Regions from separate parts of the Homo sapiens genome. Here all the other regions are linked to region 3. The links are chromatin contacts, found by Hi-C or POLR2A ChIA-PET in ENCODE. All regions are on one chromosome and are shown on one strand. Each heading gives the region's core, a stretch centred on a gene start or an enhancer-like site at or near the end of the contact. The rest is flanking DNA. Distances are from core to core; before and after follow the strand shown.

Region 1 (3,937 bases), core at 481-2,980, 180 kb after region 3:
GTCAGCCGCCATGAGTCTCTTGGATCTAACACTTGCTCTCTTCAGACTTCAGTTTCCTCATAAGGTGAGAACAAGGCTGTATCTCAGTGCTCTGGGCCTGCTCACACATCCTGCTCATATGAATGTGAGAGCCACACCAGCCCTCTGGGAAGTAGTCCCTCAAACAGCAGCCCAGTGCAGGGGGAAGGATGCAAACACTACAGGCAGATCAGTTTAATCCACTTTTGGGCAGGGTGACCTTAGGAAAGCCCATTTCCTTCTGCCTCAATTGTCACCTCTGTAAAATGGAAACAATAATATTTATTTCCGTGGCTGTTTGGAGGATTACATAAAATAACAAATACAGTGGCATTCCATTTTTCTGAGGCAATTATGTTCTATAAAGTCACTGCAAACACTGAATTACTGGAATAGTGAGCCATTGCTCTTACTGGAAATACAGGATTAGGTTCCTGAAAAATCTCTGGTCACAACATCTTTGTCAACTGATCAATACATAACCATGATGTATGTGTGTTTCTTTTTAAAGGTACCTTATTTAATATCATTGTTGATTCATTAATATTAAACTCATGCCTAAGAATACTTTAAGTCATATCTGAATGAAGCGTATCTAATATGTATATTCTCTCTGAAGGTACATCACTGCTCTCTTGCACTTAAACACACCAGACAGCACTTCAGCACTATATCTGGAGACCATTTCAAACAGTAAAATCTCCAATAAAAGCAAAAAAAAAAAAAAAGTGAAATTTATGGCACTAAATAGACTGCAGAAAGGACACCTGTTGATAGGATGAGAGCTGAAAAAAAAGGTAGAGGGCCGCAAGTGATGGCTCACACCTATAATCCCAGCATTTGGGAGGCCAAGGAGGGTGGATCACCTGAGGTCAGGAGTGTGAGACCAGCCTGGCCAACATGGTGAAACCTCATCTCTACTAAAAATACAACAATTAGCTGGGCATGGTGGCATGCACCTGTAATCCCAGCTACTCAGGAGGCTGAGGCAGGAGAATCTCTTGAACCCGTGAGGAGGAGGTTGCAGTGAGCTGAGATCACGCCACTACACTCTAGCCTGGGTGACGGAGTGAGACTCCATCTTGGAAAAAAAAAATAAAAGAAAATAAAGAAGGTACAGCATGGCCTCGCTCAGCTGGGAATGTGTGTGTGCATCAAGCAACTATTTTTTTTTGCTGTTCTGTGCTTGTCTGTGAACAGCCATGAAAATGCCGAAACACTGCACATGTTAATATTGGGGTTATAAGTAAATTTAGCGAGTAAGCAAATTTGCAAATATGGAATCTGCAAATAATGATTTGACTGTGCTTAGTAATTGGCCAGTAAAAAACTGGCAGCTTATTATATTATCATCAGGGAAAGCATAGGGTCTGGTAAAGATCTGTTAGGGTACACTAGGAATCCAAACTCCAACTGGTGCCCATAGGAGTGGGAGGGAAATCTGCAAGTGTGGAGCCCCTCAAATCAATGCTCCAGGGAGCCTTGAGTCCCTCTGTCACCTCTCGGCCAGGTCTCCAAGAACTCCCTAACTCCTTGGACTTAACTCTTGGATCTCCCTGACAATTGCAGTAGGTGAAAACTCCAGGGCCGCAGCAGGAGGCTGCTGCATTTGATGTCGAGGCTGTTGGCCCTCTCTATGCCTAGGATAAGCCCCGTTTGGCCTGGTCCAACTCAACCTGGCTCAAACGGCTGCATGCCATTGCTCGTAAGCACAGGCCTGTATCCTGCCATTGTTCTGGGAATGACCACGGTGGGACCGACCGGCAGGAGAATAGCACTACAGATAGGGAGTGTGTTTCCAAACTGCAGGGTCACAGGGAAAAAGAAATTGACCTGTTCCACATCACACCACCCCCTTCCTGCTCTCCACCCTAACTCTCCGGTCAGGTGACCAGAGAAGCCCCAGGGGGTCCTTAACCTGGATTTGTGCACTTTCCCAGGAAGCCAGCAGGAAAAGAAAGGGAACTCCCATTTCTCAAGCCTTTCTCTGTGCCAAGCCTGGTGCTTGCCACTTTCCATTTCCTGCCTCGTGGAGTCCTCCCAATAACCCTGCAGTGTCCAGACCATCCTGGGTTTCAGATGAGGAAACTGAGGTTCAGAGTGGCCCAGTGAATAGCAATGAATGCAACCCCATTTGACGTTTGGCAGCATTAACTCATTTTGAGCCACAATGCGGGATTCTGTTACAGAGACTTTTCAAAGAGCATAAAAGAGTTGCATAAAAGCGACTTCACAGGGGCCCTGTAACAATCATTAAGATAAAATATAATAATAATAATAAGAGCAATAACGACAACTTCTGAGTGTTTTCTAAATGAATAAACTATACTAAGTGCTTTACATAACTTTCCCTCAATTAACCATTTCTGCGACATTCTGAGTTATGAATTATCATTATGCCCATTTTACAAATGAGGTATCTGAGGCTCAGAGATGTAAGCTGACTTGCCTGGGGTTACGGAGGTCATAACTTAGAAAACAGGGGAGCGGGGGACTAGAATCCAGAGCCTCTCCTCTTACTTGTCACGCTAGAGGCTGGGGCCAAAGTGGGGCCCCTTTCTCATTCTCAATCCCCCTCCCATACCCTCGGTGTCTCTTTCATCTCACAGTGCGACAGGCAGCAAAGGTTGCCAGGAGCCCCAGTCCCTTCGTCTGCAGGAAGAGGCCAGAGCCTTCTAAACCAGAGGTACTGTGCTTGCTGCTGCTGCTGCCTGGTTATTCCCATCCCTTCCTGCTCATTAGCCTCATTCTCTTCCTCATCCCCACCAGTTTCATCCCCATCATGCTACAGGGCTCAAAAGATTCCTACTCTCCCAGCCTCCTTTTGGCTCCAACTTGTTCATTTTTAGAGTTTCTTGTAAGCTCCAGGACTTCTGTTCTGTTAGCCTTTGTTTCCACAGAGAAGGACAATGAAAGGACCTACCATTTATTGAAGTCCTACTGGATGCTGGGCACTGTGTTAAGCCACCATGCCCAGTGATGAGTATTACTACCACCCTTTTACAGACGAAGTCACTTGAGAAAGATCAAGTCACTTCCCCAAGATAACAGTGGATGATTCTCATAGAGCTAGAATTGGAAACCTGGAAAAGAATTACTGAGGAATCCTTGGTTTTGAAAGAATATCATCTGCTTCCTTTTCTCTCCTCCATTCCCTTCCTGCTAGTGTGTTCATTAGTGTTTTAATGGGGTGGTTTTCTTAGGGGGACTATGAATTTGGAGCTTTCATCTGATGGCCCACCAATACTTGCAATGGGATCAATGAGCTCTTCACACTCAGGAGGTACCCAAATTGCATGCACATAGAGTTTCTAAGTATTTCTTGATCATCTCTCACTGCAAGGCCAACACAGAAGCACGCATACAATCCCAGCATCTTCTCTCCTGTCCTGATCTTGGGGGTGGGCGGTGAGGGTAATAGTTAAATTGTGGGAGGTAAGGCAGATGGATGGGAGGTGCTGAGCTCCTGACTTGCAGCCCTCATTCACGCCCTGGCTGATGCAGGCTTCCTCCCACTTGCATTGTGCTGACCACATGGCCTTGTCATGGAAACATAGACTGGAGCCTCATGAGCAGGCCAAATCTCTCCCTCCCTCAGGACACTGCTGGAACAAGAGGCTGTGGAAAGCCTCGTTTGGCACTGGGAAAGGTAGTCTTGGGCTTTGGAGCCAGAAAGACCAGGGTTGTGTGGTCAGTGCCACAGTTTATCTGAGTGACCTTGGGTAAGTCACTCTACCTCTCTGAACTCCAGTTCCCTCACCTATAAAATGGAGAAAATAATGCAAACGTTATAAGGCCAGGAATTTAGCAAAAGTATGTATTTTGGTAATAAACCAGGTGCTCAATAGATGTCATTCTCCCTCCTTCTCTTCCTCTTCAGAGCAGGATTAGGGTGAGAAGAGCTAAAAGAAGGTGTCCA
Region 2 (3,848 bases), core at 1,245-3,744, 210 kb after region 3:
GGTAGCTTTTCAGACCTTTACTGGTTATCTCTAAAGATGAGTATCTTGCTATGTGTTAGAATAGCTAACATAAAAAGCATGGCTGTAGTAGAAAGAATGGTGTATGTGAGAGAGAGATTGGCTCACGTTCTAGCTCTTGCATTCATAAGATTGGTGGCTTTTGGCAAGTTACTTCACTTTTTCAGGCTTTAGTGTTCCCATCTGTAAAATGGGAAACATACTGTTATAGACTGAATTTTTGTGTCCTCCCAAATTCATATGTTGAAGTCCTGACCCTCAATGTGATGGTATTTGGAGATAGGGCCTTTAGGAGGTACTTAGGTATAGACAAACGAAGCCATGTACAAACCAGGAAGAGGGCTCTCACCTGAAACCAAATTGGCTGGCACCTTGATCTTGGACTTCCCAGCCTCCAGAGCTATGAGAAACAACTTTCTGTTGTTGAAGTCACCCAGGCTAAAACATTTTGTTATGGCACCCTGAGCCAGCTAAGACACATATTATATCACCAATCCCTTGACTGAGGATTGTTATGAGAATTAAACGTGAATGTGCATGGAAACTTTTTTTGTGATAGTGTATTAGTCTGAGTTCTATAGAGAGAGCTGATGGTATAGTGCAGTCTGAGTCCAGAGGTCTGAGACCGAGGAGAGCTGATGGTATAAGTTCCAGTCCAAGTCTGAGTCTGAAGGCAGAAGTCCTGTGTTCCAGCTTGAAGACAATCAGGCAAATTTTGTTCTGTTCAATTCAGGGCTTTGACAGGTTGGATGAGGCCTAAGGGCAATCTGCTTTACTTAGTCTACTAATTCAAATGTTAGTCTTATCTAGAAAATCCCTCACAGATAAGCACAGAATAATGTTTAACCAAAGATCTGAGTACCCCATGGTCCAGTTAAGTTGACTCATGAGATTAGCCATCACATCTAGACAAAGATACAGATTTTGTTGTTGTTCATTTAACCTGCTGGGGAAAGAGTGATTTCTAATCTTCATCCCCTCATCATTCTTTCCTTATTTAGTATGCACTGATAGTCAATGATTGTGTAGCTGTTGAAAAGTACATTACTATTAAAAAGTTGAGTCTGCCGGGAGCAGTGGCTCATGCCTGTAATCCCAGCACTTTTGGAGGTCGAGGCAGGCGGATCACGAGGTCAGAAGATTGAGACAATCCTGGCCAACATGGTGAAACCCCGTCTCTACTAAAATACAAAAAATTAGCCGGGCGTGGTGGCACATGCCTGTAGTCCCAGCTACTTGGGAGACAGAGGCAGAGGAATTGCTTGAACCTGGGAGGTGGAGGTTGCAGTGAGCTGAGATCGCACCACTGCACTCCAGCCTGGTGACAGAGAAAGACTCCGTCTCAAAAAAAAAAAAATAAGTTGAGTCAAACATTTTCTGTTTTGCCTTTATTAGTGGTGAAGTTTATTTTGCCTTTATTAGTGGTGAAGCTTTGGGATGGATTTGGACAAAATCTCCAGATGTGAGTGCCATTTTTTTTGCTCTTCTTCCTAATGCACAAGTATCTGACCCAACACTTCCTCTGTAAAGAGACCCCAGAAGTTCCCTTCCAAAGGCAATGCACAGGTAGAGTCTCCTATTGGCTCATGGGTATATCTTGTTCTAGATACTCTCTCTTCTCTCAGACTAGCTTGCTGATCATCACTTGCCCAATCTCTTGAAAGCTTCTTGAGACAGAGGAGTTACCTTATTCATCTTTGCAATTCCCAAAGGGCCTAGTATTAGTCAGCCAGTAGGGGCTCCAGAATTATTGGCTGAATCCTGATGATATAGAAGCGGACATTCTGCCTGACCTAGTTGTGTGTATTTTCTCCTGTGAATTTAAACAGATGAGATATTAGAGCAGTGGCTCTAAGCAGCTTCAAAACTGTAGCTGCATAAAGAAACACCTGCAAAGTTTGTAAAATTCTCAGTGCCCAGCATGCACCCAGGACCAATTAAGTCAAAATGTTGGAGAGTTAGACTCAGGCATTCTTGCTTTTTAAAGCTTCTCAGTTGATTCTAACTTTCACCCTCTGCCGTAGAGGTTAGGTTGGTTCTTCTCCAGGCTGTGGGTTATCAGCCTAAGAAGATTTTGCACACTGTCTACCAGATAATCTCTTGCTATAATAATGTCCTTAGAAGGAAAACTTTGTAATTTTTTTTTTTTTACTGTTCTCCAAACTTCTATCCTGAAAAACTTTGTAATTTTATAAAGAGTCAACTCATAATAGCAATAGTGATTTTACTGCAGTCCAAAGTTCAAAAGTTGTATTTCAGAAATGAGGCCTTAATCCAAAGGCGAACAATATTTGGCAGAACAAGGCAGTAAAAATTTACCAGCAAGCAAGTAAATAAAGAACCTAAGAGTCATAGAGCACATAGCAATAAAGAAATGTTAGCCTAGTTGCCTTTTACCAAAGACTAGCCCTCAAACCAACATTGCTATTAATCTGTCACTATCTGGAGAAGCTGGCCTGGTGGTTTGTCACAGATTAGATTGTGCAAAAAAGCTATCAGCCTGCTGTTGAGCCAGAAGGCAGTTAGAAGAGGTATGGAAGAGGAAGAAGGAAGATTGCTGCTAGTAAAATCCCGCTCTGGCTCCCTCAAACTGATTGGATTCATTTAGAAAGAGTATTCAATCTCCTGTGCAGAATTACTGAAATTACATTTTGTATTTGCATTACCTTTGAACTATATGTTCTGTAGCTTGTACATGCATATGCATTTCATTCTTACTAGAACAGTATAAGTGGTGCACAAAACTAACTCAATTGTTTTAAATTCACTTCTTGATATGTGAACATTCTACCAATGCTGTCTACCTTTGGCTCACTGATGAGTAAAGATGGCCTAAAAGGAAACCAGGCTAAATGATTGCCCGAAACAGGAAAGTAACACAAGCAAGAAAACATATGACAGGGCTTGTTGGCCATTTGAAGTTAAGTTCTGCTTTCAATAAAAAGTATGGTCTCTTAGGACGGCCAGTGCCCCCAGCCCCCGACCCCCTGGCTTACCTAGTTCTAGAAATAACACTCTTACCTCATACTTGTTTGAACCTCACTGAACTTCTACATGCTGTGGGTCTGCTGGAATTTTGTGCTCACGAGGCGTGGTTGGCACTCCATGTGAATATGGCAGCAGGGAACAGGGGGCACACAGATTGCCTGAATCTATTCTGGTAACCTGTATGTTCCCATGTTCCATCAGATTTTGCTTAGAAAACACATATTCAAAGCTCAAACTATTAAGAATTTCAAGATGGTGCCAACAAAGCATTAAACCAAACATGGGGCCCTTCTGAGTGAGGGTTCTCTGGGGCTGCCCAGGTTGCACTGCTATGAAGCTGGCCCTGAGGACAGTGAAGGAAAATGCACTGCAGATGAAGCGATTGCAGCATTTCAGAAAGGATTTGGCAATTTGTGTGATATTCATACCTAATAGACTCATACTCCATTTCTGGGGATGTATCTCAATGTTCTAATTAAAGCTTTACTTTCAAAGTTGCTCATGACAGAATTGCCATGAGAGAAGTGAACAACCAGTTATAACCTAAATATATAGTTTAAAAAGATTAATTAAATAAATATTTCTTTGATAAAGTATTATGCATCCAGTAAAACCCATGGAGACTGTGTCAACGCATGATGATATGGTTAGGTTTCGTGTCCCCACCCAAATCTCATCTTGAATTATAGTCCCCATAATTCCCATAATCCCCACATTTCAAGGGAGAGATCAGGTGGAGGTAATTGGATCATGGTTTCCCCCATGCTGTTCTTGTGATAGTGAGTGCGTTCTCACAAGATCTGATGGTTTTATAAGGGCCTCTTTACCCTTTGCTTAGCACT
Region 3 (3,886 bases), core at 790-3,289:
AAGGGCTTCTATGGCTGGACTAGGGAGGGTGGGAAAGTGGTGAGAATTGAGGCTGAGAGAGAGCAGGGCCTGGTTTCATTTATTTATTTATCCATTCGTGATATCTATTGAGGGCTCTCTGAGCTGGACTCTGGACCAGGACAGGAATCAGGCTCTTGTCCTTGTGAACTCCATGTGTCTTGACATGCTAAAGTGCTTGGGCTTTAATGTGAGGACAATGAGAAGGCAGTGAAGGCATTTCTAGTAAGGACGATGCTGATGAGACTAATTTCCCTGCTGCTGCTAACAGCCAGTGTTCATCAGGTGCAAGGCATTTCTTCATTAACTCATAATGCACTCAACAGCCATTGTAAGTGGGATAGATGTTATTCTCATTTTAAGGTGAAGAAGCCATGAGAAGACTAAGTTCGGCGATGTTAAGTAACTGACCCAAAGTATACACAGGTGGTCTGTTGTTGACCCAGACTTCAACCCAGGCTATCTGACTCTAGGGGCCACTCTCTTAACCCCGCCCTTCTCCTCAGTGGTCGGAGCTGAAGTATTATCTTGCTTGATTTTTCAGTTTACCTTTTTGAGAGTTAAATCTGTGTGGAGGAGGAAAGGAGGAGAGACTAGAAGCGGAGAGGCCCTTTGGAGGCTCTGGTTCAGGCAAAAAAGGATGGTGAGTTTAATCTTGGGAGGGGGGGTGACTTTGAAATTTGGCAAGTTCAAGAGGCTTTAGGAAATTAGAATGAATAGTACATTGATCCATTCACTCAGCAGCTACTATCTGTCTGTTTAGAGGCAGGATCTTGCTCTGTCATCCAGGCTGGAGTGCAGTGGTACAATTATGGTTCACTATAACCTCAATTTCCTGGGTGCAAGTGATCCTCCTGCCTCAGCCTCCCAAGTAGCTGGGAATACAGTGCGTGTCACTACTAAAAATTTTTATAGAGATGGGTTCTGTCTATGTTGCCCAGGCTGGTCTTGAACTCCTGGCTTCAAGTGATTCTCCTGCCTTGGCCTCCCAAAGTGTTGGGATTACAGGTATAAGCCGCCATGCCTAGCCATCTGTTTATTGAGCAGCTAAGATGTGCCAGGCCCAGAAATGGCCAGGCCTGGGTTGGGGGGTGGCCCAGAAAGATTGCTGGTCTGTGAGTGAGAGGGGTGAGTCAAAAGTGACCTCACCAGATAAGGAGAGTTCTTCCTGAAATGAAGGTGCAGCCCACACCACTGCCTGAGGCAGAAGGAGTTAAGGGGAGCCTCCTGGAAGGGTCCCATCCTGCAGGTGAGAAGCGAGGGCCATCTGCAAGTGGGGCCGCCTGTAGTTTCCACCTGGCTGTGATGGGTTCCTTTTTGGCTCAAGTTGAGGTTTGCTTTGGCATGATTCCTCATTAATTACCCTTGGAGGTAATTCTGCAAATGCCAGTAATGACCAGTAGTTAATCTCTCTCTCTCCTGCTTGCCTCGCTTCTTCACTTGTTTTTTTCTTTAATGGGCCATCCAACCTTGTTGGAATGTTTACCAAAGCAGGATAGTTAGAGATGTAAATAAATGAATTTACCTTGTCTAAAGGATCTGGAGATAGAATTAAGGTGAGAGGAGTAATTTACAGGTGAATAATTACTTGGAAACCTCAGCAGAGAGACTGCTGGCGTTCTCTAATTATTTCTCTTCTCCCAATTTTCTCTTCTTTGAACTGCCAGCACGGGGGTGTACAGGGGTGGCATGGGGGGCTGGAGATGTTATTCTGGATTTCCCCTTGTGATTGTGAAATTCCTTCTGGGGAGGGCCTTGCCAGGATGTAGGGTTGTGACTTGCATGGCACTTTCACACCATGACTTCATTCAGATCCTCTGTGAGCGCTCTAGGTGGATGGTATGGCTAGCCACATTTATGGATGGAGAAATTGAGGTTCCTATATGTGAAGTCATTCCCCACAAGCCACACCACGGATCAGTTGCGTATTGTGGCTCAGACCCAGGTTTCTGACACTCCCCCCGCCCTACAGCTGCCTATAGGGCTTCCTCACCTGCCAGGCTGCCTTCTCCCTTCCCCAGGCAGACCCTTGACCCCTCCCAAACACCCCAGGCCGCGTGGAGCCAAAACGTTCTTTGGCGAACAACCTGCTCCGTCTTCCCTGTAAGCTAGTGGCCGCGCCCCTTCCTTACGCAGCTCATTTTCCATTTTAAGATTTCCTGTTTGAACTAAAGGGCAAAGATCTCAGCAGTATCAGCCTGGAGCCGGGCTTCTGTGTGTATAAAGGGGAGCCCTGGTCCCTGCCCTCTGTTTGTCCACTGGCCTTATCGACGGAGCCCAAGTCCCAAGTTCAGAGGCTTCAGTTCCTTCCCGATTTGCTGGGTAAAGTCCGGCCCTTCCGTGCGGGCGGCCAGGGCGGGTGGCCAGCCTGGAGCCAGCGGTCATTTATGGCCGGGCAGCGCTTCCGTCCTGCCTGGCAAGCCACTGGCTGCCGCTGACAGACGGACGGACGATGGAGAGACAAGGGCTCTTGGGGGTGCTTTCTCTTTCCCGTCCTTCCCTTTGTCCTCGGCTGAGGGCTGAACTCCTCTGGGGCTCTGCTGGCCTGGCAGCCATATGTCCCTGTAAATAGGGACAGACAGGGAGGAGGTCTGGGTTCCCTGAAGCCTCCTTGAAATTACATCTTCTTATGGGGTCGATTTGGCTCTCCAGGCCAGCATATACACTCACACTCACACACATATTCATGCTCAAGCACACACTCCCGGATAAAAACCGAGGCTCTCTATAGCTGAGTCCTTTCTCAGAGACACTGAGCTGGTGCCATTTTTATGGGGGATAATAAGAACTGTATCTTGGGAAGAACAGCACGTTAGTTCCAAGGTCCTTTCATCTCCTATGTCTCATCTGATCTGGAGGAAAATCAGGAGTCATCCAGATAGTTATCACCTGCATTTTACAGATGAGAGAAACTGAGAATCGGTGCCTTCATTTAATCATCCCTTTATTCAACGGGAGTTCCTAGGGAGCTTGCATCCACCAGGTGCTAAGGATTAAGAGGTGAAGTAGGTACAGTCCCTCTTCAGGTTGCTCAGGAAGTCAGTGATTGCAAGGCGGGGCACCAAATGCCCGAAGCAGCACCCTGGGGTGCCATGGGAGGCGGGAGTCAGGGCATGGGTTGGGGCTGGGGAAATGCTCCCATAAGGTTTGTCCAAAACCCCTGTGAAGCACAAGGAGACCCGGAGAAGGGCTGTAGCTCTTGATGGTGTGCACAGGACACATCCTACCTTTGAGTCTAGGCACAAATTGTGCATGAGGCTCTCTCTGTAGTGAAAGTCAGCCCTAGAGACACAGTGGAGAGGCTTCCTCTATTTGTGAACTGCTTTATCTCCAGGGCCTTAAATGGAGCACTCGATAAATATTTGCTGTTGAATGGACGCATACTACATACACACGTGCACACACAGTGCATGCCACTCTATCTCAGAGCTATAGAACCTACAACCTGAAGGAAGCTTCTAGAATAGTGCAGATTGATGGCTGGGGGCAGATCCAGAGTCAGAGCCATGGTGACCTGATTCTGGATCTCATATGCATGCCCTGAAGACCATGGGACTAGGTATTGAGGCACCCAAGTTCTGGTCTCCTTTACAATAGCTTTCAACTTTGTGTGACCTAATTTTTTTCCATTGCAAAGTAAGGAGGCCCTGTTGGCTGACCTCAGAAAGCCCCTTTTTCTGCTCTAACATTTGGTTAGTCTGGGAATGGGCAAATGGTACTAGGCAGGAATTTCTCCAAGCTGAGGAGAGTCCTTCTCTTTCCAGCCTGATATAGCAGGCTTCTGTCTGTTCTCCCTTGCCAACCCTCGTTGCCAGAAAAATGTAGGCCCCGTGGTCACTGCTGCTGGCCCTCTGGGCTCCTGTCTGCC

What was found. Hi-C counts contacts between places; a loop is a spot of excess contacts on that map. ChIA-PET counts read pairs that join two places held with the same protein, here RNA polymerase II (POLR2A). Pooled maps may share reads with other maps.
Region 1: a pooled map shows a loop between it and region 3 (4-fold over the local background). The contact joins two enhancer-like sites. A Hi-C loop is called at or near these places in 2 of 168 maps with a recorded cell type or tissue (PC-9 and endothelial cell of umbilical vein) and 4 of 50 pooled maps. POLR2A ChIA-PET finds 5 or more read pairs at or near these places in 1 of 52 experiments (A549).
Region 2: a map of Caco-2 shows a loop between it and region 3 (2.6-fold over the local background). The contact joins two enhancer-like sites. A Hi-C loop is called at or near these places in 1 of 168 maps with a recorded cell type or tissue (Caco-2). POLR2A ChIA-PET finds 5 or more read pairs at or near these places in 2 of 52 experiments (IMR-90 and endothelial cell of umbilical vein).

What each region holds. Positions count from the first base shown.
Region 1 is chr9:107,766,634-107,770,570 of GRCh38, forward strand. All of the region lies in intron 2 of LOC105376208 (a long non-coding RNA gene), which reads left to right. The region is part of intron 2 of LOC105376209 (a long non-coding RNA gene); the gene reads right to left. Among named protein-coding and RNA genes, the nearest start is that of KLF4, 280 kb to the left of the region's middle. Within about 2 kb of position 1,731, at least 5 of the 41 ENCODE cell types and tissues checked have a DNase peak (open chromatin) inside an H3K27ac peak, as active enhancers do.
Region 2 is chr9:107,792,022-107,795,869 of GRCh38, forward strand. The region is part of intron 2 of LOC105376208 (a long non-coding RNA gene); the gene reads left to right. All of the region lies in intron 2 of LOC105376209 (a long non-coding RNA gene), which reads right to left. Among named protein-coding and RNA genes, the nearest start is that of KLF4, 300 kb to the left of the region's middle. Within about 2 kb of position 2,495, at least 2 of the 41 ENCODE cell types and tissues checked have a DNase peak (open chromatin) inside an H3K27ac peak, as active enhancers do.
Region 3 is chr9:107,585,517-107,589,402 of GRCh38, forward strand. It overlaps LOC105376205 (a long non-coding RNA gene), which reads left to right. Exons shown (of 9, transcript XR_930217.2): 4 at 563-661. Among named protein-coding and RNA genes, the nearest start is that of KLF4, 98 kb to the left of the region's middle. RefSeq lists enhancers at 1,835-2,360, 2,361-2,885. Within about 2 kb of position 2,040, at least 21 of the 41 ENCODE cell types and tissues checked have a DNase peak (open chromatin) inside an H3K27ac peak, as active enhancers do.